Regions from separate parts of the Homo sapiens genome. Here region 2 is linked to region 1. A link is a loop called in an ENCODE intact Hi-C map of the cell type or tissue named here. Cell type or tissue: heart left ventricle. All regions are shown on one strand. Each heading gives the region's core, and the rest is flanking DNA. Links, peaks and the distances in the headings are about the cores only.

Evidence for each region. Hi-C counts contacts between places; a loop is a spot of excess contacts. Peaks named below come from ENCODE experiments on the same cell type or tissue, not always from the same donor. Only the 100,000 strongest peaks of a DNase experiment are listed, where the experiment ranks them.
Region 2: a loop joins it to region 1, with 4 times the contacts of the local background. A loop is called at or near these places in 1 of 110 quality-filtered maps.

What each region holds. Positions count from the first base shown.
Region 1 is chr7:123,935,783-123,951,636 of GRCh38, forward strand. It overlaps SPAM1 (sperm adhesion molecule 1), which reads left to right. Exons shown (of 5, transcript NM_153189.3): 2 at 14,090-14,201. Among named protein-coding and RNA genes, the nearest start is that of SPAM1, 18 kb to the left of the region's middle. In heart left ventricle, for the core only: no CTCF peak of the experiment used is centred there; no DNase peak of the experiment used is centred there; H3K27ac peaks cover 277 bases.
Region 2 is chr7:123,878,707-123,894,560 of GRCh38, forward strand. No RefSeq gene overlaps it. Among named protein-coding and RNA genes, the nearest start is that of SPAM1, 39 kb to the right of the region's middle. RefSeq lists an enhancer at 15,255-15,854. In heart left ventricle, for the core only: no CTCF peak of the experiment used is centred there; no DNase peak of the experiment used is centred there.

The DNA.
Region 1 (15,854 bases), core at 5,219-13,218:
ACAAATATATAACTGATAGAAAAGGTTCATAAAACAATACTCACCCTTATTCATGCAATGACACTCTGGTACTTCTTATTCTATCCTAACCTATTTTATCCTATCCTATTCTACACTATTATAGTCTATTTTATGGGTTTTTTTTAAAGGCTTATTACAAGCAATTAAATTTACTTTATGACTCACTATAGGTTGTGACCTTCAGTCTGGAAAAAAATGCTAGGTATAGGCTTACTTAATATCATTTTCTTGTATTACTGTGTTCTCAACTACTCTCTGTTGTGCTTAAAATGAATTGGACTACTTAAGTGAAATTTAGTTGTGGCTTTGTTGTAAGACTAACAAGTTCATATGCCTGCTGCACAGTAACAGTGCAATGCACTGAGACAGCAGTGTTTGCAGCAGAGAAAGAGTTTATTGATTGCAGGGCAGCCAGGTTAGGGGATGGGAGGAGACTCTCAAATCCATCTCTTCAAGGATTCCTGGGATGAGGTTTTTAAGGGGATTGTGGAGGACAACGGGCTGGAAGATTAGGGTTATTGATTGGTTGGGGTAAGAGGGATGAAGTCATTAGGATGTGGAAATTTTATTCTTTGGTAAAAGGAGACGAGTTAGCTCCTCATGGGGTCCCTCAGACCAGCTGGTATCAGTAGTTTCACTGGTACACAGGACTTAAAAAACATCTCAAAGGGAAAACTTACATTTAGTAATGTTCAAGTTGTCATGTAGAGCAGTTAGGGGGAATTGCAATCTTATAGCAGTCTACGTGATTCTGCAGCAACAGGGAAACAGTATAAGGAAGTGGGTCAGAGAGCAAGCTAACCTAATGTTTAATGCTGAGTGTGCTGCAGGCTTGGTTTATCTTAGTTCTCCCCCTCCCTTCTTCCCTGATAAATTCTATAAAGTTTATGGGAATGGTTTCACTCTGTAATGCTCTTTCTAAATAGATTTTAGCTAGAGATGGTCTCAGAGTGGAGGGGCTGACTGAATTCTGCTGCAGAAGTGTTGTTTTAGCTCTCCAATTTCCCTTTTAATGAGAAGCATGTGATCTCTATGGAGGCAAAACACCAGCAGTGTCTCAGTTTATTGGTGGAGATAAAGGGACAATTGTAAATACAACTTGCTCTGAGTTTCTACAATTTGAAATGAATTTTGCTATGTATAACTCTTCCTCCTCCCACCTCACCTTTCTTATTAACCACATTCTTTACAGAAGACTTAGATTATTGTTATTACCCCCAAGCATCTCTGTATTGTCTAAATCAGTATCCATGGCAAATATTTCTTTAATGTTCTTAGGCTAGGGGTTTACAATCTCTAAATTTTTATAGAGATACCCCTAATCTAATTGCATACATTGGCTTTTATGGCTCCCAAAATGTCAAAAGGAATCCTCTCCACACCTATTACAGTTACCTTTCTCATAGTTCGGAATAAATTCAAATGAGCCATAATAAGCAATATTTAATAATGTTGGTAGTCCAGGGGAAATAACTCTACACTTTAGAGTCACATAGCTTCTTAAAAAAACACTTCAGGCCGGGCGCGGTGGCTCACGCCTGTAATCCCAGCATTTTGGGAGGCCAAGGCGGGCGGATCACAAAGTCAGGAGATCGAGACCATCCTGGATAACATGGTGAAATCCCGTCTCTACTAAAAATACAAAAAATTAGCCGGGCATGGTGGCGGGCGCCTGTAGTCCCAGCTACTCGGGAGGCTGAGGCAGGAGAATGGATTGAACCCGGGAGGCGGAGCTTGCAGTGAGCCGAGATCGCGCCACTGCACTCCAGCCTGGGCAACAGAGACTCCATCTCAAAAAAAAAAAAAAAAAAAAAGACGCTTCATAGGTATCATTTTACTCATTATCCCAGCATTCGTGGAATTTAGATAGATTTAGGAATTACTGATGTATTTTTAAAGAGTTAAGTGATGCTTAAAGATTGAATAATTTGGATCTTCCAGCTTTGGTATAATAGAACTACAAATGGAAATAAAGCCTCAATTCTTTTCTGGATCTGAGTTCCTTAGTCTTTTTAGACATGTGTTTCATCAGCTTCCACCTCCCATGGGCAGATGGAAGACAGTAAGGATAGAAAGTAAAAGGTAAAAAGTGAATGTGAGAAGACAGAAAAAAAGTCATTGTCAAGAAAGACATTAATAAATGTTTCTAGTGTTGTTTTGTGGCACAAGTATATTCAAATCTTGTACCATATCACATTAGTTAGAAAGAATGGTGGCAGTTGGTGCTGGGAAGATGTTTGATTGCCTAAGACTTTAGTTATAGTTTTGCTGTCACAAAATGTGCTTTTTTTTTTTTTTTCCTTAAAGAGATGGAGTCTCACTGTGTTGCCCAGGCTAGAGTACAGTGGCTGTTCACAGGCATGATATGGGCACAGTGCAGTCTCAAACTCCTGGCCTCAAGTGATTCTCTGGCTTCAGCTTTCCAAGCAACTGGGACTACAGACACATACCACCATGCCTGGCTGTAGAAAATGTGTATTCTTAAGGTAGACTTCAAGACATAGCTTTTTAGGAAGATAAATAATAAGCCACTTACCACTCTGATAAGATTTTTAAACAAGTCACCTATCCTAAGGAAAAATTCAGTCTGCATCCTAAGTGCTCCATTTAGAGGCTTGATATCTCTATAGGCATCAGATGCCTTAAATAGATAAGAGGAAACATACTTGTTGCATTATCTTTTGAAGGTGAGCTAATATATATTTATTGGCATTTATCTTCAGCATTGGTTAATGTGCTTAGTTACAATTGATGTGATTGGGTCCCTATTGCCTTTGGACAAAGGTGTTTTCTGTTTGTGTTTGACTGTAGTGGCTATTTGGATCTTTAATACAATCCCATATGTAGAAGATTTAGTAACTATGACTTTGGCAAATCATAGAAATAAAACCCAAAAGTCATCTGACTGGTCGAGAGAAGAGAAACACTGGTTATTGCTAATAGACGGTTAATTGCAAACCCATAGCCCTCATTATGGTTATTATACTTTTGTGAACTTCATTACGTAATGCACCAGTAATAATAAAGGTGTTTGTCATTCTTCTTAAACTTCAGCCTAACTTGGTACTGAGCCCTTTGCCTTAGTGCTAGGCAGCTGAACCACTGTAATCGCAGAACCGGGATTGGTCCTAGGTTTTTTTTTATAGTGGGATGTTGGATTGACTGAAAATCAATTATCACTGATCTCAGCCTGGGGTTTAAAAAGAGACATTTGAAGAGAGCATCCTCAGCAAAGCTATTATGTTTTTAATTAGCATCTCGCATTTAGATGATCTTCAAGTCTTTTTTTTTTTTTTTTTTGAGACAGGGTCTTGCTCTGTCGCCCAGGCTGGAGTGCAGTGGTGCGATCTCGGCTCACTGCAAGCTCCGCCTCCCGGGTTCACGCCATTCTCCTGCCTCAGCCTCCCGAGTACCTGGGACTACAGGCGCCCGCCATCATGCCCGGCTAATTTTTTGTATTTTTAGTAGAGACGGGGTTTCACCATGTTAGCCAGGATGGTCTCCAACTCCTGACCTCGTGATCTGCCCGCCTCGGCCTTCCTAAAGTGCTCGGATTACAGGCGTGAGCCACTGTGTCCGGCCTCAAGTCTTTATTCAATTACTTCATTTCAATCATATCTGGGTGCGTCAGCCTTACGCTTGCCTACGAAAGACATACTAGTCTTCTGAATAATGCTTGTGTTCTGTGGCTTCTGGATGACATGCTTGGTTTTTCTTTGAATATTTTGACTTTAAGTTTCATCATCAGCCATAATTTTGAGTTTACTTAAACTCAAAGGACATCAAATTCGTTTAGTTAATTAACTAATTAACTAATTTAGCATGCACAAGAGGAGAGACAAAGATTTTCTGCTAATCAAACTCTAATCAGGCTCATTTGTGCATTATTTTTGTCTAAGTTTCAGACTCTGGGCTTGGGTGTCCTTCCTTTCAGAGTCCAGTTCTAGCAAGAACCTGCAAGTCAGTTTAGCAAGAATTCCCCATCTTCTATTTCAGATTACTCTTGGGGGTTCCTCATCCTCCGTCACCCCCCAGGAGATGTCTGATCACCCCGGCCAGCCTTCAGTAAGAGTACTGTTAGGTTGTTTTCACCAGAACCTGCCTTACCTGAGATCTTTCCTCTTAGTAATTTTCTATCCTGCTGATCCCCACCCTGCCGTTGGCTACAAATTATCACTTTTCCTTGTTGTTTTTGGAATTGAGCCCAGTATTATACTGAGGTTTTGTTTCCCCTATTGCAATTGTTTTTTTCTGAATTAAATCTGTTTTCACTGCTGTAATTACTGCTTACTTCTTTTTTTTTTGACTGCACTGTGGCTTCTGATTGGTGGATTTAGTTTGTGTTTGAACATCTTCATTTTAAAGTGTCACCATTGGTCATAATTTTGAGTTTAGTGAAATTTAAAGTATATCAAGTTCATTTATATAATTTACTAATTAACTCACTTAGCATGCATCAATTGGGTACCAATTGATGAGTGGCTCTGAAAATTGAACAATAAACTAATCCTAAAATTAAAGGTGTATTATATGCATTCTTTAATAAGCTCTGAGACCTACAAAGATATTTTGGACATAAAATGTTATTCACATTTTTTTCCCCAAAGGAATTATCTTCCAAGAATAAGATGAATTATTTTCTTATTTTTAATACAACATAATTAGTATTGACTTACCATGCTTTTTTTTTTTTTTAATTTTAAGAGATGGGGCCTCACTTTGTCATCCGGGCTGGGGTGTGGTGGTGCAGTCACAGCTCACTGCAGCTTTAAATTCCTGGCTTAGAATGATTCTCCAACCATAACCTCCCCAGTAGCTGGTACTACAAGCTCATACCACCATGCCCAGCTAACTTTTTTATTTTCTATTTTTTTAAACATGGGGGTCTTCCTATGTTGCCCAGACTGGCCTCAAACTCCTGGCCTCAAGTGATCCTTCCACGTTGGCATCTCAAATCTCTGGAATTACAGCCATGAGCTATGGTGGTGCTTGAACCTATAATGCATTTTTAAAATGTGAAAGTACTAATATTTCTTATAACACATCAATGTAAATATTGAGTCAATGCTGAAGAATTCAATATTTCCAATTCATGTTAAATATTGAGTCAATGCTGAAGGATTCAATATTTCCAATTCATGTTTAATGATTGTGATTTTCTAGTCTCTTACATATATTAATTCCTAATTACACCATTACAATAGGACAAGTTTACTGTACAAATTGGACATGTGTGAGTTATATCTCTATGTTTCAAAAGAGTAATTAAATAAAATTTTATTTTGGGAACTGCTCTTGAAGGATTTCATTATTTATTTGGCTCTTCTTTTTCTCCCTCCTCTCTCTCTTCCCATCTTAAAAAGCAGGATTCTGTAAACCAAAAGGTATCTGAGACAGGTCTCAAAACATTTAGAAAATTTATTTTGCTAAGGCTATGGACACACCTGTGACACAGCCTCAGGAGGTCCTGACAATGTGTTCCCAAGTTGGTCGGGGTGCAGCTTGCTTTTATACATTTTAAGGAGATGTGAGACATTAATCAATATGTGTAAGATGTACATTGGTTTGGTGTGGCAGGGCGGGACAACTTGAGGTGGGAGCTACCAGGTCATAAGTAGATAAGAGACAAAAGGTGGCATTCTTCTGAGTCCTTGATCAGCTTTCCATTGAATATACAATTTAGTCTGGCTCAGTAAATCTGCATTTTTACATAAACAATAGGACAGAGGAAGCAATCAGATATGCATGTCTCAGGTGAGCCTCAGTGGGCTGACTTTGAGTTCTGTCTGTCCTTTGTTCACAAGGAATTCCCTTGTGGGCAAATTGTGCGGGAGGTATGTAGCTTTTTACCTTTGTATCTAGCTCATTTAGGAATAAAATGGGAAGCAGGTTTGCCTGACATAGTTCCCAGGTTGACTTTTTCCTTGGCTTAGTGATTTGGGCGTCCTAAGGTTTATTTTTCTTTCACATTCTCCCCTTTTCTTTTAAAAGTCTTTCAGGAAAAGCATTTTAGAAGAAAATGGGTCCCTGGTGTCAGGTTTTGTCTCATCCCTTGTGGCTAGGGCAGTTTATTCCTAGACAGGTAGGTCCCACATTATTAGTAAAGCTCATTTTTAGCAGGTTGTGAAATCTCACATTCTACAGAAAGAAAATAGGGAGAGGAAGGGAGAAAAACAACAACAAACGAAGAAGTGAGCAATACTGGAAAATTGATATAGGCACTATTACTCTGAAGTCTATGAATCAGTAGGCTGGTATGAAAGTGGTTTATGTATGTAAATAGGTTGCTGTTATTTTCTTCTAAAGTTTAAGTTGTCTAGCTTCAGTTTGCAGGACTTTAAAAAAGCACAGCTTAATTTTTAGTGATTTCAAATCAGGAAAAATGGGGAAAAAGAGGAATAGAAGAAAAAATTTAATAGATTATTTTGTAGACTGGTAGTCAGGAAAAATTTTAGAATTCAGTCCAAACTATAAGTTCAGTCCAAATAATAAAAATTGAAAAATATTCGGCAAGACTAGAATCTAACAACAGGTGTACTACAGTTATTTACTGCCTCAGAGACCTTTTTTCTAAACTGTAGCTTAAAACAAAGGTCTCTGAGATAGTTTGAAACACATTTTTTCTTTCTCCAGTCCTATTTTCACTAAAGACAAGTCAAAGGACAAATTCAGCTGCAAAATAAGTTTTAGTCTTATTATACTTGGCCATAGTATATGCATAAAATCAGCAAGAATAATTGTTTCTTTTTTAAAAAATTGGCTTTGCTGAAACTTTATTCCATAAGGATTCTCAGATTTGACTTTAATGCCTTAAGCCCAGCCTGTGCCTGCAGATACCTGTATTAATGGAGTGAATTCCTCACCTCAAGGTCCCAAGGAACCTTGGGGCTCCTGGGACTGTCAGAAAGTGACATTCTTTACTTACCACAGGTCAGCAACCTGTGCAGGGACTGTGTAGACAAGATATAAGATCAGCTTTCTGAAGGGGCTTTTATTGCCTCTTTAATTCAACTTTGATTCCTTAAAGGAGTCTGTATCTGAAAGAATTCCATTCCAGTAAAAAACCTTGGTAAAATAACTAGTGTCTACAATTATGTCCTGTTACAAAAGAAAACAAATTCTTATTACACTTATGCAAATAACTATATTGCTATAAGTTAAGCATACTTGCAACTAGTTTCCAAATTTTGGAGAAATCATGTAGAGAGAAATATGCTCCAAATTTTGTTTGTAGGAGTATACTTTACTCAATTATTAAAAGCTGTAAATATTTCAAAAGAAAAGTTTTTCTTACCTCTGATAAACAAAGGATCAGCAACATTTTAAGCAAAAAGTAATAAAAGGATTTATTTCAGTCTTCCATGCGGTTTAGTCTATGCAGTTAACTCCTGTTCTGCTTGATATTCATGAACATTTCAGCTCTCTTTAAGAATCTTGGAAGTTTTCCCTCTATTCTAGTGTCACAATCTCCAAAGTTATCAGAAACCTGCCTTCAAGTGCACCCGTCAGAATCCTATGCTGGTTATAATGCCACCTTTTGAAAAGGATAAAAATAAAACTGCAGATGACAAAAGTCTTAGAACAGTCATAGTTAAATACACAATTTACAAGAAAATTGGTTACTTCTGTGGCATACAACAATTTCACATAATAATCATAATTATTACTGATAACATATGCTAAGATGTATTAGAAGCACAGGAATTTCATACAATTTTGGAACACAAACTAATTACACATTTATGTAAATATAATTCAAAGAAGGTTAAACATTTTTTCATATTTGACAATACTTCCTGTATGATTTTATTATATCAAATAAACCAAATATCTCTTATAAACTTTAGGGAACTAATATCAATAAATTTATGAGGACCAAAATTAGAATTTGATTTTGGAAAGTGTTTCAAATATAAAATGTTTAGAACCCTTGATATCACAAAATAGGATTACAGTCATTGTAAAGTAAGTCATTTATTTAGCCAAAGTGATAACTCAAAGATTAAAAAAACGAAAGCAGAAACCTTTATCTTTGAGAGAGGAGACCAAACAATAAGCCTTAATAAAGACAGAATGAAGTCAGTTAAATATGTCTCTCAAATCTTATAAACTGCCTGTAAAACTTTAATTATCTTGACCATAAGATATAATTTCCATAAGCCTTTTTATAACCTTTATAACCTTTTATTAAGAAGTGGGTTAATTCTCCAAGAAAACCTTGTTAATCTAACACAGGAGTCCATATTCTGGTCTTGCTTCAGCGTGCCTTCAACATTAATGGTTAATTTATAGAGAAACTGAACTTATTTTTTCTCAAAATCAGCCCTTATGATCTCACATGCCTAGCTCTTCTGCTATAGTCCCTGGGCCTTGAATTGAATAGTTTTAGTTTCTGGCCCTGTATCTCATGAACACAGTTTATTTTGATTGGCATCTTCTACTGGGTCTGAAAATGAGGCTTTAACTGCTGTCGGTTTTTAAGATTTAGCAAGATTTGGGGTCCTTTTTAGACTCAGAAGTCAAAGCCCTGTACTCAATGACACAAGGACTGTAAAAGCACCTGCAGAAAGTTACACGGATGTAATAACCTTAATTAAATAAAAATTTAATCTCAGTTTTTTTCCTAAGCAAACCCAAACTTAGTAATAATGACACAGAAATTATTTTGATAAAATGTAAAATCTGTTTGTTAGGCCCAGTTACCAAAAGGCAAAAGAAAAGAACTTCTGCAATGTGACTGCTGCTCCCTGTGGGAAGTTCATTTAGATAATCCTCACGTCAGACCTAATGAGAATGGCACTTGAATTAATTAGCCATAGGAGGTGCTTCCTGAGCAATTTAAAGCCAAGAGCACAGAATATTATGTTGGAAGAAAACATTTCCTTTAGACCTTCAAGATAAAACATTATTAGCATCAGGCCAAAACAATTATGACCCAAAGAAAAAACTTACAGTAGCTGAAAATGAATTGAAGGACAGAGCTATAATTTCAGTCCTTTTAAAAGGGGAGAGAAACCTGAAAACAATGAGACACAGTAAAAGTTGAACTTTGCATAAAAAAATTATAAAGTCCTGTAATTTTATTAAGAGTAAAGCAATACCTTAAGAAAATCTCATTATTCTAACCAATTATTTAGTGTATAAGTGGGGTTTTAAAAATATTAAATATAGACAACTTGATCATATAAAATTTTTTTTTCTTTTCATAAACCTTCTTATTATGACTTACACAGACATTGGGCATGGTTGTCCTGAACATCCCTCTTTCTTTAACAACCAGTCATTTTATTTTAGGACAAAAATTTACCATATAAGATTCTTTTGCATGTAAAATTATTTTTCTTTAAGCTTTCTTACCAAAAATACCTCTTTATTTCTATAACTTTCTTTACATCTCTCTTATTTCCAGGTTACTCTTACCTTGTTTTATACATAACCTTTAAAAAAGTTTGAATTAGACAAAAAGTATTCTTCTTTTAACATTTTGGGAGGTTAATTTTGGGAGGAAAGGCAATGAAGAAGATTCTTCAGAATGCACCTCTGAATTAGAATTAGGATACTAAACAACAGCTTCCTAGGAGGAAAAAAAAAAGTGAAGAACACTTCCAGTAACTGTCCTCAGCCAGCTTTAACTTTGTTAGTTTTTGTCCACCATTACACATGCCAAGGTCAAATCCTCTCTCAGTACAAGGTAATCTTTGGTACCCTCTAAAGCCAAAGAGGTCAGGTTATGCAAATACAGGAGAGCAGACCTTTAGACCTAAGAAGAATCTGCCCATCACTCTTGAAACTCTACAAAGAAAACAGAACACCCCAAAAAGGGGCAAGAGGTGCCTGTGTTCTGAGTTCTTTAGGGGGTTTGAGTCATTAGAAGCCTCTTTAGATTTTCCCTGGTATTGAAGATGGTGAAAGGGGAGGAAGGAATAGGGTGAAGAAAAGTAAATGAAAGAACAGTTGTTTTTTAAGACAGAAAGCAAACACAGAAACCAAGCCCCTGTTTTTTTTTTCCCCTTTCTTTTGTAGCTATGAGGAATTTCAGCTAATTCAGACAGACCTTGTTCCCCATAATTTGTAATTCTTATTCAGATTTGACCAAGTCAGGTAGAGTTGGTCAACTCTGGGACCAGAGAGAAAGACCAGAACAAACAACAAAAAACCCCAACAGTATGATTACTGAACACTCTAATGGTAAGGAGAATTAAGACCAGCTGACTGTTAATCACAACTTTATCCAAGACAAAATCCCAATTCAGCTACTTACCAAGGAGTGGGTCTCAGGCTGAAGACAGCTCTCTACCATCCTAGAAGCAGGAAAAAATTCAAACTGGAATTCCCTGTTGGAAGTGAGCTCAAATTACAGAGAGGATTTACCTGCCTTCCATTGTCATGAAAGCAGAAAAACTTGCCTTCCTTGTTGGAAGCAAGTAAAACTCAGAAAAAGAGTTGCACAGCAAAATAAACGTTAGATCTCAACCAAATTTTGGGTGATTGGGGATTCTCTGGAGGGAGGGAAGCTTCCAGGCCTCAGCAAATCGTCCTGTTGGTTTGGGCCATAGAAGCTCAAGCTGGTACCAAGCCCAGTTGGAGATCTGTCAAAGGTCCAGGAGCTACCTCCATGCAGAGTCCCTTCCATTGGTCACCAAATTGTAAACCAAAAGGTATCTGAGATATGTCTTAATACATTTAGAAAGTTTATTTTGCCAAGGTTAAGGACGTGCCTGTGACACAGCTTCATGAGGTCCTGACAAATGTCCTCAAGTAGGTTAGGGTACAGCTTGCTTTTATGCATTTGAGAGAGACATGAGACATCAGTCAGTATGTGTAAGATATACATTGGTTTGGTCCAGCAGGGCAGGACAACTTGAGGTGGGGGGCTTCCAAATTATAAGTAGATAAGAGACAAAAGGTTGCCTTCTTTTGAGTCCTTGATCAGCCTTCCACTGCATACAAAATTTAGTCTGGTTCAGTGAATCTGCATTTTTATATAAACAATAAGGTAGAGGAAGCAATCAGATACGCATGTCTCAGGTGAGCCTCAGTGGGATGACTTTGAGTTCTGTCTGTCCTTTGTCCAGGAGGCATTTCCTTGTGGGCAAATTGTTTGGTAGGTGTGTAGCTTTTTTGAATTTGTAGCTAGCTTATTTAGGAATAAAATGGGAAGCAGGTTTGCCTGACATAGTTTCTAGGTTGACGTTTCCCTTGGCTTAGTGATTTTGTGGTCTCAAGATTTATTTTCCTTTGAAAACTCATAAAAGTAGTATTTTTCTATCATAAAAAATATCCAACCTGTTTTATCATTTTGAAAATGTTAATTTTAATTTGTTTTGTTAATTTTTAAAGGAGAAATTATTTTTCTTTTATAATAAATGCTGTATTTTCTTGAAAACTGTTCCATGAAGTATATGCTTCATTTGTATTACACTAGAGAAATATGTTATTAATTTAACCAAATGCTGAGCAATAAGTCCAGGTGCATGGCTCAAGCCTGTAATCCCAGCAGTTTGGGAGGTCGACGTGGCGAGATCACTTCAGCCCAGGAGTTCCAGACCAGCCTGGATGTCATAACAAAACCCCATCTCTATAAAAAATTTTAAAAATTATCCAGGTTTGGTGGTGTGCGCCTGTAGTCCCAACTACTTGGGAGGCTGAAGTGGGAGGATCACTTGAGCTTGGGAGTTGGAGGTTGTAGTGAGCTAAGATGGTGCCACTGCACTCCAGCCTAGGCAACAGACTGAGATTGTGTCTCAAAGATTGAATTTGCTGAGATTAAAACACCACACACACACACACACACACACACACACACACACACACACAGACAGGTTCACACACTAACATTTCAAAAGATTAAATCTTCCTTTAATTGACTGGGCAAAGGGCTGTCTTTTCTCACCCAACAGGTTAAATACTGCAGAGCTAATAGATTGGAGTGACTTCTGACCTAGTCACATCTTAAAGGAAAACTTTTCAGTTTTTACTTTAAAAGTAAGTTGCCTTTGTTCTTTCTACTGCATAGCTTAGTAGGAAAAAGCAGGTACTGTTTTGTAAAAAAAGATAAAAAGTTCTGTAATGTGCCACATTTTGAGCAGTTTCTTCAGCCTCAAGAATCTCTGGCTTGTTCAAAACATATCTGGGTGACACTGGGAAAGTTAAGACGAGGCTGGAAAGAACCAAAGGAGAGGAATAATTTGACAATAATAATAAAGGGGAAGGAAAAAAGAGTTGATGAAATTTCACCTAAAATGGGATTAACTTATCTTGTTGAATCAAGTTATCTATTTCTGGTCAATATATTTATAAAAAACAATAGTTTAAGAAGTTTCTTAGAAAAAAAATCTTACACAAAAGCTCCTTTCATTCGTGAAAATACTTGTAAATATTTTTGCTTTAGGAGAAAATATGTGCTTTCAGGGATATTACGCTGGTCTCTTAAAAGTTTCCTTAAAATTCTTAGCTTGGAGTCACTGTTACTTGTAACTGGAGGTATTAGTCAGCCTTTGGGTTGGACTTATGAACTATGTACCTTGGAAATGCCACACAACCTACCAAATGTGATGAGGATACGAGGGCAATCAACTTGGGGCCTACCGCTCATGTGGAAATTTGCTTTTCATTTTTCATGTTAAAGAATGATTCCCACATTATGTACAGAAGTAATTTAGAACACTAAAATTATCTCAGTATCCTGAGGCTTCCTGAGGCTGGAGGCCATTTTCAGTATTGTAACAAAGTTTAGTAGTTTTGAGTGAGGTCTGTAGAGAAATGGAGACTGAGGAGGTGCCTTGTGAATGACTTAGATTTGGGACTCCCTTTGGTCCTCCCCCTTTGGTAATGTTATGGTTTGCTTTCACCAAAGTTATAGTCTTGCCTTTTTCAATATTTGTCCATATTTCTGAATTTTTAAAAATATTTATGATAATAATTTATATTCAAAATCTATAACAATTTTAATGGTAAGAGGATTGTATCTAAATTCAGTTCTTAATTCCATTGAGATAATATATACATAAACTCACAGGAAATGGGAATTCCAAAAGGTAGATTCTGAAGGCAGTGTCTTGACTGACTTCTATATCTGTTATGATTCTCTAGAGAGAAAGCATTTATCATGGAAATAAAGCGTTTGTTGTGGAAAAGAAGAGCTGAGGACTAAGCCAAGAAATTTGGCTCTTTTTTTTTTTTTTTCCTGTCTGATACTCTCCTCTCCTTACCTCAAAAATCCTAATCTTCCCATAACATCATGTTGTATACCTTAAATATACTCAGTAAAATTTATTTGAAAAAAAATTTCTCAATCATCAACTCCTCTTCCTTGTACAAGAACAAGAATCCCCTGTACAAGCATCCTGGTAGATAATGTGTGGAGAGGTTTATGGTTATTTGTCTTTCCTCACTGAAGGGAAGCTGAGATTCAAGTTTGTTCTGGCAAACTATTTTCTAACATTAAAATTGTATTTGTTTCCACTTTTTATTTGAGAAACAGTATGATAGTTGGATGAAAGAAAATTAGAAGATCAGAAATACATAATGGACACTCAGAAAATACAAATATTCTTTCATATTTTTGAATATTTTTAATTCCTTAAGCATGCACTTACATGTTTTTGTATACTTCAACTGTGTGTATTTTTGTATTTTATTTCACTTTGTATTTTAGGCAAACTTATTTACATGTTGCATCATTATCTTTGTAACTAGTTCTGATATCTGCATACATTCTTTCAGGATGAAATACCGTATTTAAGCATTTCTTATCATTGGTATTGCTTATCAATTGGGTATTGAATTTGCTTTTTATTTTTTTTCATTTCATAGATGCTACAATACATAGTGGTGAATACTACACATGTGAATATCTACACGTAGCTACATAATTTTTATTACAAAATCATTTTGAACTTATCCTTAGACAAGGGATTCCTAGTTCAAAGGATTTAGCTAGCATGTGTTCCAGTGATAAAACGCCTTTACAACAGGAATAAGAGCTTAAGTAGAATTTTAGATATATTCAGAATTTTAAGTTTCTAAATCTATTTTGAGAGAAAATAATCTTTTTTTTTTTTCAAAGGGATGCTAATGACTAGCCAATGCTCTAGGAAGACATTGAGACCAGCCAACTTCTTGCCTTGATAACTACTGAAGAGACATTGGGTGGCTGGATTTTGAAAGCAGACTTCTGGGTAAGTGTCATTGTTTGGGTTTGGGGGATAGCAAAGACTTAGCAGAAGTGCTTTAAGAAGGAATTATCTGCACAATGAGCAAGGAAGACACTTAAAAATGCAACTTTAATAGGTGTAAATTGAATATAGAGCTTAGGAATACTAGTGGAGAGATAAGGTCAGGCATTATTACCTGGGGTTAAATTAGTTAAGATTTTCCGGGAGGATAAGGTTCTCTATTAGGGTACCTATGTATTTATTTTTTATTTTGTAATAGTATCTTTTTCATTAAAAGACATTTAAATTTAATTTTATTTTAGATTAAGGGTTACATGTTCAAGTGTGTAACATGAATATATTGCATAATGGTAGGGTTTGGGCTTCTAGTGTACCCATCACCCAGATTGTGACCAATGTACCCAATAGGTAATTTTTCAATCCTCATCCCCCTCCCAACCTGCTCCCTTTCAGAGTGCCCAGTGTCTACTGCTTCCATCTTTATGTCCATGAGTACTCATTGTTTAGTTCTCATTTAAAAGTGAGAACATGCAGTATTTTTCTGTGTCTGAGTTAGTTCATTTAGGATAATGACCTCCAGCTCTATCCATGTTGCTTCAAAGGGCATGATTTTATTATTTTTTTATGGCTGCATAGTATTCCATAGTGTATATATACCAAATTTTCTTTTTCCAATCCACCAATGAGGAACACTTAGGTTGATTCCATGACTTTGCTCTTGTGAATAGTGCTACAATGAAGATTTGAGTGAAGCTGTCTTTTTTATATAACGATTTCTTTTCCTTTGAGTAGATAGCCAATAGTGGGATTGCGAGGATGATTGGTAGTTCTATTTTTAGTCCTTTGGGAAATCTCCATGCTGTTTTCCCTAGAGGTTGTACTAATTTACATTTCCACCAGAAGTGTATAAGTGTGTCCTTTTTTCTGCATCCATGACAACATTTTTTTTGACTTTTTAGTAATAGCCATTCTGACTGGTGTAAGATGATATCTCATTGCAGTTTAGACTTGCATTTCTCTGGTAGTTAGTGATGTTGAGCATTTTCTCATACATTTATTGGCCTCTTGTATGTCTTCTTTTGAAAAATGCCTGTTAGTGTCCTTTGCCCACTTTTTAATTGGGTTGTTTGTTTTCTTCTTCAATTTCGTTTGAGTTCCTCATAGATTCTGGGTATTAATCCTTTGTCATAGGCACAATTAGCAAACATTTTGTCCCATTCTGTAGGTTGTCTGTTTACTCTGTTGATGATCTCTTTTGCTGTGCAGATGCTTTTTAGTTTAATAAAGTCCAGTTTGTTCCATTTTTGTTTTTGTTGCATTTGCTTTTGGGGTCTTAGTCATAAATTAGTCTGTCTAATAACTTAGTCTGTCTAGGCAAATGTCAGCTTTTCTCTGTAAACAGGTAAAGTTCTCTATTAGATACTTCAAACAAAAAGAAGACGTTATTCTTGATGCTAACTTCTAGGTCTAATCCTCAATTTTGTGCCAATTCTCTGTTCCAAGGCTTTGCATTAGATTTATGCTGAGGAAAAATATTTCATTGAGTAAAATTTCAAGCATAGAAGTGTCCATTCTTTTTTGAAGACTTCTATGGGTAGAGACGTTCTCAATAGGCTCATTCTGCCCCATGTTTTTCTTTTTCTTTTTCCTTTCTTT
Region 2 (15,854 bases), core at 2,899-10,898, 59 kb before region 1:
AACATAACAAAACAAAATGCTGTGAATGGTAGGTAGTATTGCATTGATTAGCTTTTTAAAAAATTAAACTTATTTCTATATCAAAGATGATACAATGAAATTATAGAAAATTTGTGAAAATAGAAAAAATGATAAAGGAAATCACCAATAATCACTATAACATAAACGGGTAACTTTTGGTATATTACTTTCTAATATTTCTTCTAAAGACCTTTTAATATGTTTGTAATAGTAATATATGCATATGCATTTTCACTTACCCATCCATTATAAGTAGTATCCGTGTTATTTCATAAACTTTATAGCTATTACTTAAAATCATTTTTAAGGCCACATAATGGTCTATCAACTAGATGTAACACAATTTAATTAACAATTTTCTGTATGCTGTGATTTTTTTTAAATGCCAAGCTTTTACTATTTAGTCACTTCATCAGAGAAAACTTTCCAGATCATCCTTCTAATTCATTCATTCACTCATTGATCAGTTTGTTTGTTAATCAATTTATTGAGCATTACACGTTAGTAGGTACTGCCTAAGCTTTGGAATACATCCTTGAACAAAACAGACAAAGAGTCCTGGCATCTTGGAATTTACGTTATAGCTCAGAGAAACATATTAAACACACAAATAAGCAATTTATATCATATGTTAGAAGGGGATAAGATTTATAGGAAAAAATATAGAGAGCAGAGTGGGGGAGGGAGGGATATTCTGTGTTTAGGCCTCATCAAGCAGGTGCCCATTTGAACGAAAACTTGAAAAAGGAGAGAGAGTTAGCCATGAGAATACTTGGGGGAAGGGTATGCCAGGCGCACAAATCAGCTGTTGCAAATTTGGTAGTGGGCCTGGTGTATTCCATTTTCTGTCGTTCCTTACTAGAATGTAAACTAGGAAAATGAGGACTTCACTTTGTTCACTGCTAGAACACTACTTGCTACAGTGTCTGACACTTAGTAGGTCTTCAACAAGTATCGTTAAATGAAGGAATTAATGAGTGATTCAGAAACCTGAATCGGTAGAACCTATAAATACGTTGTAATTTTTTTTTAACTCTGCACATCAGTAGTGAGTTATTACAAAGTTCTTCTCAAGCATTACTGTTCTATTTTTATCCTAGAAGATTAGCTTGTGAAATCACATATCCTCATTCCCCTGTGAAGAATTGAGACCTGGAGAGAATAAATCTCTTGACAAACTCAAATGGCGAGTTTGTAAAAGAGCCCAGTCTGTAATCCCAGTTGCTGAGCTTTCTTTCTATCATAACTTTGTCTTCCTCTTCTTGTAAATGAATCCAAATATACTTGTTCTAATTTTGAGCATAAATTTAATGCATTTTAACATTTTTCTTAATTTGGGCTGCTACTACTGGTTATGTTCAATCATTTCTCACATTTTGCAGCTGTAGATTACCTGTGCATTTAATTTGGCTCACTGCTCCTGGATAGGAAATCTACCTCCTACTCCGCTTGATGACCTCAGCTTCTTAGGATCATGGTAATTTTCCTTTACAGAAACAGCAAGATACCAGTCACTCTAATCTTTGGTGCTCTCCCTTATAAAAGGGAGATAATAATAATAATAATTTTTGTTCTTTTATACAGATTTAATGATATAAACTAGGTAACATAGCACAAAAGCTGACATATAAAACATTCTAGGAAATGTTAGCTGTTATTATGATGTACTTTCAATACTGGTTCTCATAAAAGTTGTGATAGGTAATATTATCTCTATTTTGAAGTACAAGAAATTATGTATAACTCAGAATAGTGAAATGACTTACTTAATATCACACAGCAGTTCCCAGGCTTTAAACCTTTACTTTTGAAACTTCAACTAATTTTCTTTCCATCAGATCTCCAGCAGAAACTATAGAAGACTTATTTGTACTTTTTAAAAACCAATTTACAAAGATATATAATTCACAAGTATAGTGATTCTGGTATCAGGCAGTCAGTGCTTTCTTTGACCCCTTGGAAGAAAAACTGTTAAATTAACTGGTCTACTAGCAATGTACCCATCTGACATACTCTAAGTATCTAAATTTTGTTTATTCATAAAGAAACCAGGACTCCTTAGGAAAATGTCTGATTCCAGGCCTATCTAAGACAGGAATTGCTCTAGATGAGTCTGGAATCTCTTCTTATAACATAAAGCAAGGAAGCTATCAAGGATTACTAGAATTGTATCAAAAGCACCCTTGAGTCAACTTAAAAGAGCCTCCCACTGTCAAACATGTGAAATTTGAAAATCACTGAAGAAATACTAACTGCAATGGGTTGAAATACATCAGATATATTTAAATCCATGAAGTCAAAATGATACTAAAACAAACCCAAAAATCTTTCATTGGCCACTTTTGAACAATATTAAGGAATCAACTCATTACTCTGAAAACTGATAATCAATCATTTATTCTGCATTTCCTACATAATCTGTACTTGAGGGTAACCAAATAGTGAAGGAGAGTAATTTCTTTTTATTCAAGCCAATAAACGGGGAAAGTATGATGTAATTAGAATAGAACAATTTTGTAACTTCTAATTAATGGATAGAGGCATTGACCCTCAATAGCTGCTAAAATCACAAAAAAGAGTCAACCAGACAATTATATACCACCTAGTTGAAGTATGAAACATCAACTAAGAATAATCCTTCCAGAAATCAAGCTGAAATTTGATCAGGCCTTTAAAATTTAGCTACTTCCGATGTTTTCAGCATGGTTTGGGAAAAAAAAATCTATCTACTAACTCAAGAAACATAAAGAATAAGGGAAAATGCTAAACAAGAAGTTAGAGATGACATCATCAAAATTTAGATCCTAGGGAATTCTACAGGACAAATAACTTGAATTTATCAACAAATAAGAAAAAAATGGCGAAGGAATCCATATGTATATCAACATGGAGCTTGCTAAATTATAGTACATCTGCATATTGGGGAAGTATTCAATTTTACAAAGAAATGAGGAATAACATCTCTATGCTAATCTCAAAAGATATCTAAAAATTATTTTGTTTAGACTTTATTTTGACTGCCATCTAATCATATTGAGAAAAACTCATGATCTCAGATATTAGAAATATATTTTTGGTCACATTCTAGAAAGACTTCCTGGAGACAGCTAAACTAAAGTTTCTTAAGCATGTACTGGGCCTGAAATTCTAAGGGTCTTAAGAATGTACTGGGTTTGAAATTCTATTACAGATAAAAAGCCATAAATGATTCAAGGAAATGATAATTTCATCAATAAAAGGAAACCAGGAGAAGCCATTTGAAGCCACACACAACAAATATAAAATCATATATGGTGCTGTTATTGTTTTTGAGATTTTGCTTATTCTAAACCTTGAACAGCAGGTCTGTTACAATATTATAATTATAAACTTATATGATAAAGATTTAATAATTGGAAAAATTAATTTTGTGCCAAAATGAATGTTAGTATTATGGTTTTCATTCCTACCAGAGAACTAAGTACATACAGACACTCTTACTTTTGTATTTAATGCTGATCTTAAGAACTTGGAAAAATCTGAATGTTACTGAAAATTCATATATGAACTGGACACTTTGTTCCCTCCTAAGGGCCCAGGAGCTATCAATTTTTTATTTCTAGTATCACTTCAATTGTACAAACTTAAAATGGGAGACTTTGTTCTCTGTTTCTGGAAAATGAAAGTTCTTGGGTTATCACTGGGACTACTTATTGCATTCGGCATTCTCTTCCACTAAGATACCTAGCATAGTGGTTAATTGTATGTGTCAACTTGACTGAGCCATAGACTGTGTTTATTCTGAGCGTGTCTGTGAGGGCGTTTTGGAATGAGGTTAACATTTACACGAGAAGACTGAGTAAAGCAGATTGTCCTCCCCAGTGTGGTGGGCCTCATCCAATCTGTTGAAGGCCTGAACAAAGGCAGTGTAAGGGAGACTTAAGCTCTGTGTTTGAGCTGAGACATTGGTCTTTTCCTGTCTTCAGACTCAGACACAGACTGAAGTTATGCCATCAGCCCACCTAATCCTCAGTCCTGTATCATTGAGTCTCCTGAACCTCCAGCTTTCCAACTACAGATCTTGGAACTTCTCAGCCTCCATAACTGTGAACCCATTTATTAGAGTAAATCTCTCTCTCTCTTTCTCTCTGATAAACACACACACACACACACACACACACACACACACACACACACACACTATTGGTTCTGTTTCTCGGGAGAATGCAGACTAATACACCAAGAAAAGTAATTTTCTGCTGTCAAATTTATTGCTATCCACAAAAGACAACAAGTGTTGCCAAGAATGTGGAGAAATTGGGGCCCTTGCTTATTGTTGGTGAGAATGAAAAATGAGGCAGCCACTAGGGTAAACAGTATGGAAGTTCCTAAAAAAAATTAAAAATAGAACTACCATATGATCTAGCAATCCCTCTTCCGAGTATTTTCCTAAAAGAATTGAAATCAGGATCTCAAAGAGATATAAGCCTCCCTGTGTTAACTGAAGTACTATTTACAATAGACAATATGTAGAGATAACCTAAAACTGTATCAACTTCTCATTACTCAGAATATGTACTTTCCAAAATGATTTATAAATATGACATTCATTATTGAAATATGTGCAGGAGTTAGAAAAACTGGATAATTGAGTTGAGCACATTATCAAGCATTTACTTTGTTTCTTGATGTAAGAGATACTTCTGATAGTTCTGATCAACAACATGTGTGTTTTTTTTAAGATATAAAACTTTGTCTAATGGCACCACATCAGCAGAGACTTTCTGCTTCTATTTTTTCCTAATGTTATGATTGTTAACTAGCATTTACCATCTAATAAGCTATTAATGTGTCACTGATTCGCACAGAAAAACCAGACTCATTTATTACTAAAACGATTGTAATCAGTATACCAAAATAACTGACTTCATTGCTTTCTATATTCAAGATCAAAGTGTTGTCTTATTTTTGAGTTTTCTTTGTGGAACCAAAATGCTAATTTATTCCTTATAAAGGCTTCAGTGTCAAAGGAGATTGCGTGTTTGAATGAAAATAGACGTATACTTCCTTTTAAGGAACTAAATAATGAAAAAGTTGAATAAGACCACTCTAGAGAAATTAATACTATAAATTTTGCTATACCCTCATAGGCCAAAGTCCTCAAAAATAGTTAATCTATCAGAAAGATATAACAATTCTAAGCATATGTACACTTAATATCAGATAACCAGAATATATGAAGCAATACTGACAGAAATGAAGGGAGATATATACAATTCAACAATCAAACAATCATAGATGGAGACTTAAATAATGAATAGAATGGCTAGGCAGAAGATAACTAGAAAACAAAATACTTCAACATTATAAACAAACTTGATGTAACAGCCATCTATAGAAAATTCCACCCAAATAAAAAAAGAATATGCGTTCTTCTCAAGTACACATAGAACATTCTCAAAAACAAACCGAATACTAGACCATAAAACAAATCTCAATAAATGTAAAAGTATAGAAGTAATTAAAGTATGTTCTCCAGTCACAATGGAATGATGTTAGAAATAAGTAGCATAAATTAATTTGGGAAACTCACAAATATGTGAAAATTGAACAACACACTCCTAAATAATCAGTGGGTTAAAGACATATCCCAAGAGAAATTGGAAAATACTTCAAGACAAATAAAAATCAAGACACAACATATGAAAACTTGTGTAATGCTGCTTAAGTAGTGCTGAGAGGAAAATTTGTAACTATAAATATCCATATTTTATAAACAAGATCTCAAATGAATAACCTAACCTTCCACTATAAGACAATGGAAAAAGGAGAGTAAGCAAAACTTAAAGCAAGTATTAATAAAAGGAAAAAAAATAAAGATCAGAGTGGAACTTAATGAAATAGAGAATAAAAAACCAGTAGAGAAAATCAAGGAAAACAAAAGCTAGTTCTTTGAAAAGCTAAAACAGAGAAACCTTTAACCAGATTGACATGGGAAAAAGAAGACTCAAATTATAAGAATTAGAAATGAAAGAAGGGCCAGCACAGTGGCTTATGCCTGTAATTCCAGAATTTTGGAAGGCTGAGGTGTGAGGATCACTTGAGCTCAGGAGTTCAAGATGAACCTGGGTAACATAGGGAGATCCCGTCTCTACAAAAAATAAAAAAATTAACCAGGCATGGTATGCACATCTGTGGTCTCAGCTACTTAGGAGGTAGAGGTGGGAGGATTGATTGCTTGAGCCTGGGAGGTTAGGCTGCAGTGAACCATGATCACACCACTGCACTCCAGTCTGGGTGAAAGAGTGAGACCCTGTTTCAGAAAAAAAAAAAAAGAAAGAAAAGAAAAAGAAAATAAATGAAGGAGAAGATATTACCACTTCTCTTACAGAAAAATAAAGAATTATAAAGGAATATTATGAATATTTGTATGCCAATAAGTTAGATAACTTAGACGAAATGGACAAATACCTAGAAAGACACAAGCTATTATTATAAAACTCACTTAATAAGACAATCTCCATAGACATGGAATAAGTAAGAGATTGAATATGTAAAAGCAAAATAAAGCAAAACAAACAAGCAAAACTATACACAAAGAAAAGCTCATGCCCAGATGGTTTCACTGGTGAATTCTATCAAACATTTAAAGAAAAATTAATACCATTTAAAAAGAAAATCTTTCAAAGTATATGAGGGAGGACCACTTTTCAACTTACTCTGTAAAACCAGTATCACACTCATACAAAAACCAGACACAAGCATTACAAAAAATTATAGACCAATATATTTTATGAATATAAATGGAATACTCCTCAACAAAATACTAGCCAACTACATCTAGCAACATTTAAAAAGAATTACACGGCATGATCAAGTAGAGTTTATCACAGGAATGCAAGTGGTTTGTCAGTTAAAAATCAATTGTCAATATAGTACACCATATCAATAGAACAAAGAACAAAAACGATATGATAGTTTCAATAGATGCAGAAAAGACATTTAACAAAATTCAACTCCCTTTCCTGATAAGAATACTCAAAAAAAAAAAAAGAAAGAAAAAGGATAGAACTCCCTCAATCTGATAAAAGGCACCAACAAAAACCCATAGCTAGCATCATATTTAGTGGTGAAAGACTGGTTGCTATCCCACTAAGAGTAGGAAAAAAACCCACCAAGATATAAGGGGCTTTTGCCCCTTGTATTTAACATGATACTGGAAGTTCTAACCAGGTCAATTGGGCAAGAAAAATAAGTAAAAGTCATTCAGATTGAAAAGGAAGAAGTAAAACGATCTCTATTTGCAGATGACATGATTTTATATACAGAAAATCCTAAGGAATTTAGAAGCTATTAGAATTAATAAACAATTATAGCCGGGTTGCAGGATAAAGGTCAATATGTAAAGATAAATTGTGAGCCATCTGAAATAATATTAAAAAGTCAATTTTATTTATAATAGCATCAAAATAAAATATTTAGAAATAAATTTAACAAAATATCAAAATTATATTGTGAAAACTACAAAACGTTGTTGAAAAAGTTAAAGAAGATAAATAAATGGAAAAACATCTGTTCATGGATCTAAAAGTTTAGTATTGCTAAGATCACAATACTTTTCAAATTGACCTAGAGATTCAACAGAATCCCTATTCAGAATCATCCCTGGATTATCTGTAGAAATTGACAAACTGACTCTAAGATTCAGATGGAATTTCAAGGAATACAGAACAGCTGAAACAATCTTGACAAAAAAGAATAAAGTTTGAGGTCTCAAACTTCTGAATTTCAAAATTTACTACCAAGAAACTTCAATCAAGTGAGTGAAGCCTAAGGATAAATATATGAATCAATGGAATAGAATTATGAAGATTCTATGGAGAGTTCAGAAGTAAACCCATGTGTCTATGGTTAACTGATTTTGGTTGAGTATCAAGACCATTAGGTGAAGAAAAGGATAGTCTTTTCTAGAAATGGTCTTGGAAGAACTGGATAGCCACATGCAGAAGAAGGAATTTGAACTCCTACCTCACACCATATGTAAAAATTTACTCAAAACATATCAAAGACCTAAAAGTAAGAGCAAAAACTATAAAACTCTTAGAATAAAACATTGGGATAAATCTCCATGACCTTGTATCTGGCAATGGATTCATAAACATGACACCAAAACCATGAAGAACAACAACTACAAATAGGTAAATTGAACTTCATTGATTAAAACATTTGTGCTTCAAAGGACACTATGAAGAAAGTGAAGACAACCCACAGAATGGGAGAAAATTTTTGCAAATCTTAAATCTAGCAAGAGAGTTGTGTTTAGAATATAAAGAATACTTAAATCTCAATAATCAAAACAAATAACCCAATTAAAAAATGGGCCAAGGAGTTGAATCAACATTTTTTCCAAAGAAAATAAACAAATTACCAATAAATACATAAAAAATGCTAAATATCATTAATTCTTAGGGAATTAAAAAGAAAGACTTTAGTTAACAATAACCTATTGTATATTTCAAAGTAGCTAGAAGGAAGAATTTGAATGTTTCCAGCATAAAGAAAAGATAAATGTTTAAAATGATGGATACCCCAATTACCTTGATTTGATTTTTACACATTATATGTAGCAAAATATCACATGTACTCTAAAAATATGTACCTCTATTTTGTGTCAATTTAAAAAACCTTCTATTATACAATGACACACCATTTCATATCCACTAGATTGGCTATAATTCGAAAGTCAGATAAAAAATGTCGACAAAGATACGGAGAAATGAGACTTTTCATACACTGCTAGTTGAATGTAAAATGGCACAGCTGCTTTGTTGAACTTCCTGGTAGTTCCTTTAATAGTTAAACATAGAGTTGCCATATAAGCTAGTGATAGATGCAAGAGGCAGTTAAAGGAACCTACACAGGGTCTTACCTGGGCATGCCCGCAACAGACTGGGGGCCTGCATGCACCCTGAAAAAATGGGGTGGAGCCACCAAGGATTTTCACCTTATGCAGCGGGAGAAGCCTAGCCTCTTCACCTTTGTGTGTGGTGGCCTGGTATTCACTCTATGAGTTGGGAGCCTGTTGGCAGGACCCCTTCTTTCTTTGCTGTGGGCTTTCTTTTTGCTTAATATATCTGCCCTCCTCATCCTTCAATGTGTCTGTGTGTCTAATTTTCCCTGGTCATGAGTCAAGAGCCTGGATTTTAGCTGAACTAAGGAGCAAAAAATCCTGCATCACTAGCATTTCCACCCTTAGGTATATACCCAAGGTAAATGAAAATACATGTCCATACAGAAACTTGTACATAAATGTTTATAGAAGTAGTATTCATAATAATGAAAAGGTGAGAACAACCCAAATGCTCATCAACTGATGAATGGATAAAATGTAATATCTTCATACAATGGAATATTGTTTGCCACAAAAAGGAATGACACATAAATACATGCTACCATTGGGGTGCAGAAAACAGTTCCTCAAAATATAGTGCTTGGGCATATTGAATGCTTTTGCAAATTAAAAGGCCTCAGAAATAAGCCTCAGAATTAAGATCCTTCTAACATTGTCTTGTTCCTCCCCCAACCCCAAGTACAGGGAACAATTTTTGACTGGAACTTCCTTATCTGACCAAGAAAGCTTATTACCAAAAGAAACACAATTACCTTCTATCCTCTCCCTGAAATCTCATTATCTATTGCAGAAAAGAAGACTGAGGAATGCAACCACAACTGAATGGACTTTTCCACAAGATAATTTCTGCCTCTTGGACCCATTCAAATTCCAAAGAGAATCATTTAGAAATTAATTTGTCTCCCTAGTTCATTCATTCTCCCTAATTATCATGTACTACCACTCAAAAGAATTGTCTACATTTCCCACTTCCTTTCTCCCCTATGAAAAGGGTAAATAAACTTTTGTACCCCATTTGGAGGTTAGGCATGTTAATAAAATGTGTATGCCTTTTCTCCTCCTGCCTTTTGTCAGGTAATTTTCGGTAAACTTTCAGAGGGCAAAGGGGAAGTTTGCCTTTCATCCTTACAGTCTGGTACTGTACACTTAGTAACAAATCACTCTGTTCATTCTGAGGGCTATGAATGGGATCTTGGGACAGTTGACAAAAAGCCAGAAAAGAAAGGTAAGAATTTGTTTTTGTTTTTTTTTAACCAGGTAAGTTCTCCCAGATAGCTGCCTGTGGTGCCAGATCAAATAAAGGTAGTAAGAGTATTTGTCTTTTTCCCTCCCCAAATTGGGTTAACAGGTGGGGTTTGGGGAAGGGAGTATGAGAACTAGCTCACTTATGAAATAAGTTAATTGTCTATATTTAACTTTTTAGAGAATTCTGTCTTAAACCCTTATCCTATCGGTATCTATGAAAAGATACAAAAAGAATATGGCCTAAAAAGTTCCCTTGGCAAGGTTAATAAAAAAGAGAAACAAAGCAGAAATCGGATTTAAAACAAAGTTAAAATATTTTGTACACTCAAACTGGCTTCCTTGAATTCCCTGAAAAGTTTGCAATGAAGGACATTCCATTTTGTAATCTTGTAGTTAAAATGCCATGTTTTTACCACAATGTCCTGGGTTTGATTGCCAGTCAGGGAATCTGTCGCTTGGAAACGTAAGTCCTTTAACTTGGGAGAAGAAACGTTTATTTAAAAATTGATTTGATGTTTGTGTTACTCTTGACTTTTGGGGTACCCATTTGTTATTAATCCTTTTCCCTTTCGTTTATAGTTTTTGATTTCCTGTCTTCTGTCTCTATGAGGCACATAAGGCTTTCAGGCCTTTTTGTGTAGATCAGATGAAAAGCTGGGACCCTAGAGAATATGGCTGGACAAAAATGTGGCTTGTACCCACTTTGTGACTAGCAAAACATTTCTTTATTTGAGCTGTCTTTGGAGGTGGTTCTGGATCTTTTGAGAATGGCATTGCACCTCCTTGGACACACCTCACACATCCTTGGTTGTTTAGCTGTCTTTGGGGTGGTTCTGCATCTTGTGAGGATCATTTTGCACCTCTTTGGAGATATCTTGTGGTTACTTGGTTAAGTCAAAACCTTGGTTAAGACTTACTGGTTTTGGTGAGTCACTTGGAAAGTTATCTATGGTTTAAAAGAAAAAGGTTCAAAAGCTAGTAATATTGGCTGTTTTTCCTGGCTAAAATCTGATAAGATATTTGAAAAGATGTTTTTAAGAGCTGTGTGGTCAAAGTCAGCTTAATTAAAAGCTGATATTTGGCCGGGCGTGGTGGCTCACATCTGTAATCCCAGCACTTGGGAGGCCGAAGCGGGCGGATCCCCTGAGGTCAGGAGTTCGAGATGAGCCTGGACAACATGGTGAAACCCAGTCTCTACTAAAAATATAAAAAAATTAGCTGGCATGATAGCGCATGCCTGTAATCCCAGCTACTCAGGAGGCTGAGGTAGGGGAACTGCTTGAACCCGGGAGGTGGAGGTTGCAGTGAGCCGGGACCGCACCATTGCACTCCAGCCTGGGCAACAAGAATGAAACTCCGTCTCAGAAAAAACAAACAAATAAAGGCTGATATTCAGGAGATAGCCAGCTAGCTAGATATGCCTTTCTACTCTTTCTCTTTTGGATTATGTTTCTCTCCTGGGAACTTTTTTTTTTTCAGTCAACTAAACCCCTTTTCAATTATGTTTGATCCTTGTTTATCTCTTTTCTTATTGATGTAATTTTTACTGAGAAAAAATGTAAAGTTTCATTGGCCTTCTGGAAAGCTTAACATCGTCTCAAATTGGGTCCTCTAAGACTTGTTCTCTCATTTATTTCTACTCCTTCTTTTTTTTTGCTACCATTTATATTACATAAATCTATGTTACATTTAGTGACCCTGAGATCCTTGAGGAACACAGTAAAAGCCACCACATATCCCCTTTTCAGGGTCTTTTATTTTCCTCATGGAGTTCCAAGCATTATGGGCAGGTCTCTCTCAGGTCTAAAAGCTGTGCTGTCTCTCACATTAAGCATCTCTTTGGTTTTTGAGCGTAGCAGGGGCTAATATGTATTGTAAGAGCACTTGAATTTTGGGTATGTGATGGCTGGCAAGTCCCTGGCAAAGCTGCAGTTTTGAAGGTGGGCTGATAGTGGTTGCAGTGAGTGGTTATTACTGTAGATGGCTACTCATTTCTTTGTGCATTTAGATGAGAAAAGTGAGGGTTGTACACTTGAAGACTGTAGAAACACTTGCCATCAAGCTATAAGGCTCCCATGAGGGATGAGCTGATTAGAGTGTGTTGATTGGCATGAAGTTGTCCTTGCAGTGAGGTGCACTGTGGAAGCATTACACAGTCCAGTCCTGTGGTGTTTTCTCTTTGTGGGGACCCAGGATTCAGTGTAAACGTGAGATTCTTGATTTCTGGAGATCTGGATGTTCTGCCTTCCAGCTGCTCCTGCTTTTCACATATGTAAGTGTTAGGTCCTAAAAACTGCAAATGCTTTGTTGGCCTTACTTGTTAATGCACTTCTTGAGCTCAGTGATTCAGTTAATAAATGGAAGCTAAACCTAAAATCCACCTATATAACTAGATTGGTCTCCAAAATATGACTTTCCTGCCACTCAGCTGGTTATTTGGAAAGGTTTCTAAACTTTCTCTAGGTTAATCTATGTTTCTTTGTAAAATCCTGTAGTAAATTCCTATGATTTTGTTACCTTGATATCCACTTTTAATCGTCTCTAACACAGCCAAATTCTCTCTTAAAAACAACTTAAATTCTCTCTGTGTGCTTTGAGATATAAATTTACCACTCTTTTTTCTCCAGTACTAGGTAAGGATTTCATTCCTGTAGGACAGATCAACTTTAACTGGTTCCATTTATAAAGGTACAGTTTAAATCCATTGTCCTTTTAACCTACTCTGTTTTACTTGTTTCATGGATAAAAAATTAAAATTAAAGCTCTTGCATTTTTACATTTGTCTGTCTTTATTTCTGTGTATACATGTTTACATGTCTATCTTTATATATTTGTCTTTATATGGTACCAAATTGATAGACATAAATCAGTACTCATAAATTAAGTAAATAAGCCCAAATGCTTTGCAAGTTCATGTAACTTTAGTAATCTTTCATATATAAAGCTAGTTTTTAAATTATTTAGATTAAAATGTTTATAAAAATTTAGACACTTTTGCCTGAGCCTACTGGTCAGACTAATTTATTCTGTCTCTGCTAGATTTTTAACATCATAAAACTATTGTTTATGAGATATTTTTGATAGTTGCCTAATTTGTCTATAAGCTTATGTCTTTGGTTTTAAGTCTTTAGGTTCTGGGGTATAGACAGGAGACCACAGTTAGACCTGGAAATATATGTGTGTCTACAGTGCCTGGGTCATTAGCTGCAGTGCATGGCCAACTCCAATATGGCCCCGTATTTCCTGGTCCAGCTGTGTCTTCTGACCATTTTCAGAGGGATTGGATCCTACAGGCATTGTCTTTAGAGCTCTGTCCTCTGTCCTAAGTTCTGCACTTGATACTTAAAAATTAAAATTACTGGCCAGGCGCAGTTGTTCACACCTGTAATCCCAGCACTTTGGGAGGCCAAGGCAGGTGCATCATCTGAGGTTGGAAGTTTGAGACCAGCCTGACTAACATGCAGAAACCCTGACTCTACTAGAAATACAAAATAGCTGGGTGTGGTGGCACATGGCTGCAATCCCAGCTGCTCAGGAGGCTGAGGCAGGAAAATTGTTTGAACCAAGGAGGCAGAGGTTGCAGTGAGCTGAGATCGCACCATTGCACTCCAGCCTGGGCAACAAGAGCAAAACTCTGTCTCAAAAAATAAATAAATAAATAAATAAATAATTAAAATTACTTACTTCTTTGGTTTTTCAATAAAAATTAGCCTTACTGAGAGTTAACATTGAAGTTAATATATGTAATTAAAATTACTAGATATAGAGAAAACAATTCTGTATATGAAATATACAAAAATGTAAGATGTTTTTGATAAGTTATAAAAGGATATAAAAATGTGATTTTTCTTTAAAAAGTGATTTTCTTTCATTTAGAGGTTGTTTAAAGGTTGTTTTAAATCAAAGAAATAAAAAGTGATAGATAAAACTGAATATATTTAAATTGATAAAAGAAAAAGAATTAAAATTTGTAAAAGATTATAAAAGGTGTATAAAATCATGTATGTTCAAAGATGATTCAGATGGGATACATTTGTTTATAAGGTTTTGTTAAAATTAGCTTTAGTATTAATAATGTGCTAGTGAAAAGGTAAAATTTGGCTTTCTCTTTTAAATAAGATTGTCATGTAATAGTAATAAAAATAGTAAAATACTTTTGGAAGCCTTTTGATTATAAAGACAAAAACAGCAATAAGTGGGGAGAGTTTGCTTCATGTTGTCTTTATTCTTTTGATTGGTTGGTTGGAAAACTGAGTCTCCTGATATGGTTTGGCTTTGTCCCCACCCAAATCTCATCTTGACTTGTAGTTCTCATAATCTCCACATGTCGTGGGAGGGACCTGGTGGTAAGTAATTGAATCATGAGGTGGGTTACCCCCATGCTATTCTAGTGATAGCAAGTGAGTTCTCATGACAGCTGATGGTTTTATAAGGGTTTTTTCTCTCCTTTGTTCAGCACTTCTCCTTCCTGCAGCCATGTGAAAAAGGACGTTTGCTTCCCTTTCCACCATGATTTTAAGTTTCCAGAAGCCTCCCCAGCCATGCTGAACTGTGAGTCAATTAAACCTTTTTCCTTTATAAATTAGCCAGTATTGAGTTATATAACTTGTAAAGTATGTAAATTATACTTGGCTAATTAATAAATTAGCCAAATTAGCTAATATGTCTTTATTAGTAGCATGAGAATGGACTAATATACCTCCCTATCAATGAGTAAAGTTTTTTTGTTTGTTTTATTTTGTCTTTTTGTTTTTTGAAAATGTTTAATTATCACTTTAGCTAAATAAATGACTTATTTTACAGTGACCTGCAATCCTATTTTTCATCAAGTTTATTAAACTTTTTATATTTGACAAGCTTCTCAAACTCATATTTCAAATTCTAAATTAAGTCTTTTTGACCTTGAGCCAACTTTTGAACATTTCAAAAAGAGACCCCATGATATGGTTTGGCTCTGTGTCTCCACCTAAATCTCACCTTGAATTGTAATCCTCATAATCCCCATGTTTCAAGGTCAAGACAAGGTGGAGGTAATTCGATCATGGGGGCAGCTTCCCGAATGCTGTTGTTGTGAGAATGAGTAAGTCTCATGAGATCTGATGGTTTTATAAGGATCTGGCATTTCCTCTGCTTGCACTCACTCCATCCTGCCACACTGTGAAGAAGATGCCTGCTTCTCCTTTCCCTTCTGCCATGATTATAAATTTCCTGAGGCCTGCCCAGCAATGTGGAACTGTAAGTCAATTAAACCTCTTTCCTTTATAAATTACCCAGTCTCTAGTATTTCTTTGTAGCAGTGTGAGAATGGAGTAATATACCCTGGAAGTCCAAGAGAGACATATTAGGTTTACTTGTTGCATATGAGAGACATTGTCAAATAAGAAAAGACATTTAACCTTTTCTTGAGTGGATGTTATTAATATGTGCTCTAAATTATAAGATATCTAAAAAGTCTGATATGTCTTGGTATGTATTATCAGTCATAATTATGATTACTATGTTAAATTACTGTAGATCACAGAAAAAGTAACCAAATTTATTTGCCAATTGTATCTTTAACCATGGCTATACTAGGTCTTTTGTAATCCACAGGAAATTACTATCTTACTTTGATTCTTCTAAGAAAAGTGGTTGGGGGGAGGAGCCAAGATGGCGGAATAGGAACAGCTCCGGTCTACAGCACCCAGCATGAGGGATG